Regions from separate parts of the Homo sapiens genome. Here region 2 is linked to region 1. A link is an interaction called in ENCODE POLR2A ChIA-PET data of the cell type or tissue named here. Cell type or tissue: Caco-2. All regions are shown on one strand. Each heading gives the region's core, and the rest is flanking DNA. Links, peaks and the distances in the headings are about the cores only. Region 1 overlaps DNAJB13 (DnaJ heat shock protein family (Hsp40) member B13). Region 2 has its middle 3.5 kb from the start of MRPL48.

What was found. Peaks named below come from ENCODE experiments on the same cell type or tissue, not always from the same donor. Only the 100,000 strongest peaks of a DNase experiment are listed, where the experiment ranks them.
Region 2: POLR2A ChIA-PET joins it to region 1 with 6 read pairs; 6 of 35 experiments call an interaction of 5 or more read pairs at or near these places.

Annotation. Positions count from the first base shown.
Region 1 is chr11:73,954,694-73,957,453 of GRCh38, forward strand. All of the region lies in intron 1 of DNAJB13 (DnaJ heat shock protein family (Hsp40) member B13), which reads left to right. Among named protein-coding and RNA genes, the nearest start is that of DNAJB13, 5.0 kb to the left of the region's middle. In Caco-2, for the core only: no CTCF peak of the experiment used is centred there; a DNase peak (open chromatin) is centred at 1,558.
Region 2 is chr11:73,782,856-73,785,875 of GRCh38, forward strand. No RefSeq gene overlaps it. Among named protein-coding and RNA genes, the nearest start is that of MRPL48, 3.5 kb to the right of the region's middle. In Caco-2, for the core only: no CTCF peak of the experiment used is centred there; a DNase peak (open chromatin) is centred at 1,636.

The DNA.
Region 1 (2,760 bases), core at 1-2,500:
GCCTGTAATCCCAGCACTTTGGGAGGACGAGGCAGGAGGATCTCCTGAGGTCGGAAGTTCAAGACCAGCCTGGCCAACAAGGTAAAACCCTGTCTCTACTAAAAAAAATTAGCCAGGCGTGGTGACGGGTACCTGTAATCCCAGCTACGCGGGAGGCTGAGGCAGAAGAATCGTTTGAACCTGGGAGGTGGAGGTTGCAGTGAACCAAGATTGAGTCATTGTACTCCAGCCTGAGCAACAAGAGCAAAACTCCATTTCAAAAATAAATAATAAATAAAAATAAATAGAGTGATTAAAAGAACTATGTAGGTTTCAAAAAGCAGTCCTTAACCCTTCTCCCCTGCAATAACTCTAAGTCACATGTATGACATGCTTGCTCATGGGATCACCTAGATATTGATCAAAAAAAAAAAGAGCTAAACTTATATAAGGAAGAAAAACATCATGATAGTTTATAATTGCCCAGGATTCATAATTGCAGCGTTCAAGCTGTGATTTCACCCCTTTCTCTCCCACTCAGGAAAGCAGGTGAATGAGAGTGATGTTATTGCAGGGATAATTTTGAAACCACTCAAATTTATATGAAAAACTAAACCTTTCTCAAACCTTGTTACTTTTTTTTTTTTTTTTTTTGAAACGGAGTCTCTCTCTGCCACCCAGGCTGGAGTGCAGTGGCAGGATCTCTGCTCACTGCAACCTCCACCTTCTAGGTTCAAGTGATTCTTCTGCCTCAGCCCCCTGAGTAGCTGGGACTACAGGTGTGTGCCACTGTGCCCGGCTAATTTTTTTATTTTTAGTAGAGACGGGGTTTCACCATGTTGGCCAGCCTGGTCTCGAACTCCTGATCTCAAGTGATCTGCCTGCCTCGGCCTCCCAAATTGCTGGGATTACAGGAGACTGAGATGGGCAGATCACTTGAGGCCAGGAGTTTGAGACCAGCATGGCCAACACGGCAAAAACCCGTCTCTACTAAAAATACAAAAATTAGCCAGGTGTGGTGGTGGGCACCTGTAGTTCCAGCTACTTGAACCTGGGAGGCGGACAATGCAGTGAGCCCAGATCGCGCCACTGCACTCCAGCCTAGGTGACAGAGTGAGACTCTATCTCTAAATAAATAAATAAAAATAACTGACTGTGACCTTTATAATTGAGAAAGGCTGGTTTGGAAGGCTGTGACAATTGTCTTCAAGTCTCTGAAGGTAGATATTCTCTCTGTAAGGTCCCCAGGGCACAGCCAGGACCCTTATGGATGGAGGGGCAGTTGCAGGACCACAGATCCAGCTTCCTGTCCGCAGTAAGAGGAGGCATTGCCTAAAAGTCAGAGCCATGCCACAGTGAGATGGACTGTCCTGCAGGATGCTTAGCATGTATCATTTATTTACTCACTCCTGCTCAGTGCCCAGCACTGGGGCTAGAACTGGATGCAGCAACTCCAGGACCTCCCAGTCTATTAGACAGAGGAGTCAATATACACCTGGAACACAGCACTGCTGAGGACAAGGATCAAAGGTGCTGGGGACTTGGGAAGGGGAGTCTAACCTAGAAAGGAGGCTAACAATCAGGGAAGGTGCCCTGGAGGATTTGGCACCTGAGTCGAAAGTTGAAGGATGAATTAAAAATTGCCCAGAGAAGCTGGGAGGAGCTGCAGAGGGGTGAGTCATGCAGGAGAGGTCAAGGGAGCAGCAAGAGAGAACAGTGAGTGAGGCCAGAGGGAGAAGCAGGGGCTTGGATCTTAGAATGAGACATCCGAGTTTTATGCTGGAGACAATGGGGAAACCAGTGAAGGGTTATGCCAGGAGAGGGACCTGGTCAGAAAGTATTTCAGAAGGCTGGGCGCTGTGGCTCATGCCTGTAATCCTAGCATTTTGGGAGGCTGTGGTGGGCGGATCACCTGAGGTCAGTAGTTCAAGACCAGCCTGGCCAACATGGTGAAACCCTGCCTCTACTAAAAATACAAAAATTAGCCAGGCGTGGTGGCTCGCGCCTGTAATCCCAGCTACTTGGGAGGCTGAGGCAGGAGAATCGCTTGAACCCAGGAAGCAGAGGTTGTAGTGAGTAGAGATTGTGCCATTGCACTCCAGCTTGGGCAACAAGAGAGAAACTCCATCTCAAAAAAAAAAAAAAAAAAAAGTATATGTCTGGGCTCAGTGAATTTATGATACCTTGGAGAGGAGATGGCAAGTAGGCACTTGGAGGTAGTCTTTGGCTCAGGGAAGTGGTCTGGTTCGGGATGGAGATTTAGCTGTGAGAGACAGAAGCCTGCCTCTGGAATAAGAAGAGAAGCTGTGGAACTCTGGGGATGGCGGCGAGGCGGGTGTGGGCACTAGAAAAGCGGGTGGAGGCAAGGTGGGGGGTCACGCCTGGGCTGAATGACAGGCGTCTGTGCTGGATGCTTCCCGTGCAGCCCTCCAGACCCACTCCCCACCCTTCCTGCCCTGCTGCGCTCCGGGAGGCTTCCTTGCCCTCAGCCTTCCACATGGAGCCGGCCCAGGGGAGCATCAGGCGGGGAGATGGGGAGGGAGAAGGGCAGGGCTGCGGCTTTATTCCCCAGTTCTCCTCCTATGGGGTCTCTTCAGTCAGCTGTGTCGCTTGACAGAAGGTCACAGCTCCGCTGAGGGCCCTGTCCACACACTCCAACAGACCCCTCGGGGTTCCTGGCCTGGGAAAACTGCACTCCGCTGTCCCTGGCAGTCTCCCTCCGCTCCTCCAGCACCTGGGCGAATGGTCCCTTTATTAAGCTCTCCACAAACCACCCAATCC
Region 2 (3,020 bases), core at 261-2,760, 170 kb before region 1:
CACCTGGCCTATTATTATTATTAATTTTTTTTTTTGAGGATTCTTGCTCTGTTGCCCAGGCTGGGTGCAGTGGCACAATCAAGGCTCACTGCAACCTCCGCCTCCCAGGTTCAAGCAATTCTCCTGCCTCAGCATCCTGAGTAGCTGGGATTACAGGCACATGCCACAATGCCCAGCTAATTTTTTTGTATTTTTAGTAAAGATGGGGTTTCACCATGTTGGACAGGCTGGTCTTGAACTCCTGACCTCAAGTGATCCGCCCACCTCAGCCTCCCAAAGTGCTGGGATTACAGGCGCGAGCCATTGCTCCTGGCATATTATTATTATTATTTTGAGATAAAGTCTCCCCCTGTCACCAAGGTTGGAGTGCAGTGGCACAATCACAACTCAACTGCAGCCTCAACCTCCCAGACTCAAGTGATCCTCTCACCCTCAGGCTCCCAAATAGCTGGGAAAATACGTATGCACCACCACACCCAGCTAATTTTTATTTTTATATTTTGGTAGAGACAGGATTTTGCCATGTTGCTCTGGATGGTCTCAAACTCCTGGGCTGAAGCAGTCCTTCTGCCTTGGTCTCCCAAAGTGCTGGGATGATAGGCATGAGCCATTGTGTCTGGCCTACATTTATTATTTCTTAATTTTTTTGAAGACAAAGTCTCGCTTTGTCGCCAGGCTAGAGTACAGTAGTGTGATCATAGCTCACTGTAACCACAAAACCCTGGGCCCAAGGGGTCCTCCTGCTTGGCCTCCCAAAGTGTTGGGAGTACCCCAGCGTAAGTACCTCTGCACCCGGCTGTATTGAAGGTTTTTTGTTTGTTTGTTTTGCTTTTTAGATCATGATCTCCATGAAATATGCTTCAAGAAAGCTGTTTTTGGAAATAAACTGGCATAGGAATGAGACTAAAGACTGGCAGACCAATTAGTTACGCCAGCACAATAGTTCAGATGGGAGATAATAAAAATGGACCTTGGCTAGTACATGTGGAGGTAAAGAGGAGGGGCATTCAAATGAAGAGACAGAGCAGATAGTTGGAGATGAAGGTCAGAAGTGCCTATCTCATTAGGTCAAGGAGTTATTACTATCCTCTAAATAATGTGTTTCAAAAACTATCTCCACATTTTTATTTTGTAAAATTTGCACTTGTGTCTCCTAACCCCAGGCTGCCAGGCAGGATAATTACACTAGAGGCTATGAGTGGTTTGCTAGAGTGGAATTAGGGTTTTTCTGTTTCTGTTTTCCAGTACCTGTGTGATATTTGGGCCTTGGACAGCAGCAACACAAAGACCTTTTCCATAAGAAAAGGGTTTGGTTTTGTTTTGTTTTGTAGAGATGTGGGTCTCATTATAGCCCAGGCTGGTCTCAAACTTCTGGGCTCAAGCAATCCTGCCTCAGCCTCCCTAAGCGCTGGGATTATCGGTGTGAGCCACCACACTTGGTCGAAAAGTTTTCTTACGTTGAGTAACATGTTTGCAATAACAAGTGGTTCAGTGCAGACCAACCTGAAAGGGATGGGAAGAGGTGGATAAGGATAGCCTCTCAGGTGTCACAGTATCCCTGCTGAGATTACAGGTGTGAGCCACAGCACCCTGCCCCTTCCTGTGGGCTTCTGTGATCTTACTGAACAGTTGAGCTTCCCTCTTGCAGCCTCTTTCATCATCTTTTCGCCCTCTCTCTAGGGTTAGGTAATTCCCACTCACTCAGCCCAACCCTGCACAAGGAGAAAATTCCTGGTAAAGTTCGGGCTGGGGAGTCAGCACCATCTCTTTCTGGCTTTTCCTAGGTAGCCAGTCCTCTTCCACCTCTGGCCTTTTATATTTTTTCTTTTAAGTATGATTTTCTTTGTACCAAAATCATACCAAAAAATAGAAGCAGAAAAGTTCCACTGAAGCTAAAATAGTTTTCAGTTTGAGGTAGCTTAAGGTATATATCTCCACTTAAGCCATAGATTAGAACTTTTGGCACTATGGGAAACTTTTTATAATAGGTGATCATGGAATTATTACTTTAAAGGAAGTTTAACCAGAGATCAAACATAGTCTTTCTAAAGGGCCTCCCTTTATTCTCTTGCTCCCTAAGGCATTCTCTGATGTGGCTGTGCTGAGAACCAGGACAGGTTTTTTTTTTTTTTTTTTTTTTTAAGCTTTAAAGGAAGGTTAGCTTGTAAAAATAAAACCAGAAAGGCAAAGTACTCAATGCTTTTTTTGTGATGCAAGATCTTATAAAAATCTAAAATCCATATTTACTTCTAGGAACTTTAAAAATATTCGCACATTCATTATTTCATTCAACATTTGTTGGAGCTTCATTATGTTCTATGACCTGTGCCAAATGCTGAGGATAGAAAGAAAAATGAACAATATTCCTTTAAAAGTGCTCTAGTGAATCCAGTGGAGATCTAGTGGAGAAGATACATAAGTGAACAAATAGTTACAATACATTGTATTGAGAGCATAAGAAATGAGCTGTGGAAGTGCAGAGAAAGGACCACATTATTTTCGTGGAGTGGTTGGAAATGGCTACACAGGAAAGGTAACATTTGACTTGTGTCTGGAAAGAAGAGTAGGAGTTTTCCAGGTGAATGAATAAAGAAAGGTCAACAGAAATATTGTAGGAGCAAAGGCAGGGAGGTGTGATAGAGAATATCATGATTGGAGAATTACAGGATTTAATATTGGCTATGGAGTAATATTTGTGTTGAAAAGGGTGGAAAGGCCAGCCAGGCTCAGTGGCTCACACCTGTAATCCCAACAGTTTGGGAGGCTGAGGTGGGAGGATTGTTTGAGGCCAGGAGTTCAAGACCAGCCTGAGTAACAAAGTGAGACCCCATCTGTACAAAAATAAAAATAAAAATAATTAGCTGGGCACAATGGTATGTGCCTATAGTCCCAGCTACTTGGGAAGCTGAGGTGAGAGGATCACTTGAGCCCAGGAGCTTGAGGTTGCAGTGAGCAAGATCACATCACTGCACTTCAGCTTGGGTGACAGAGCAAGACTCTGTCTCAAAAAAAAAAAAAAA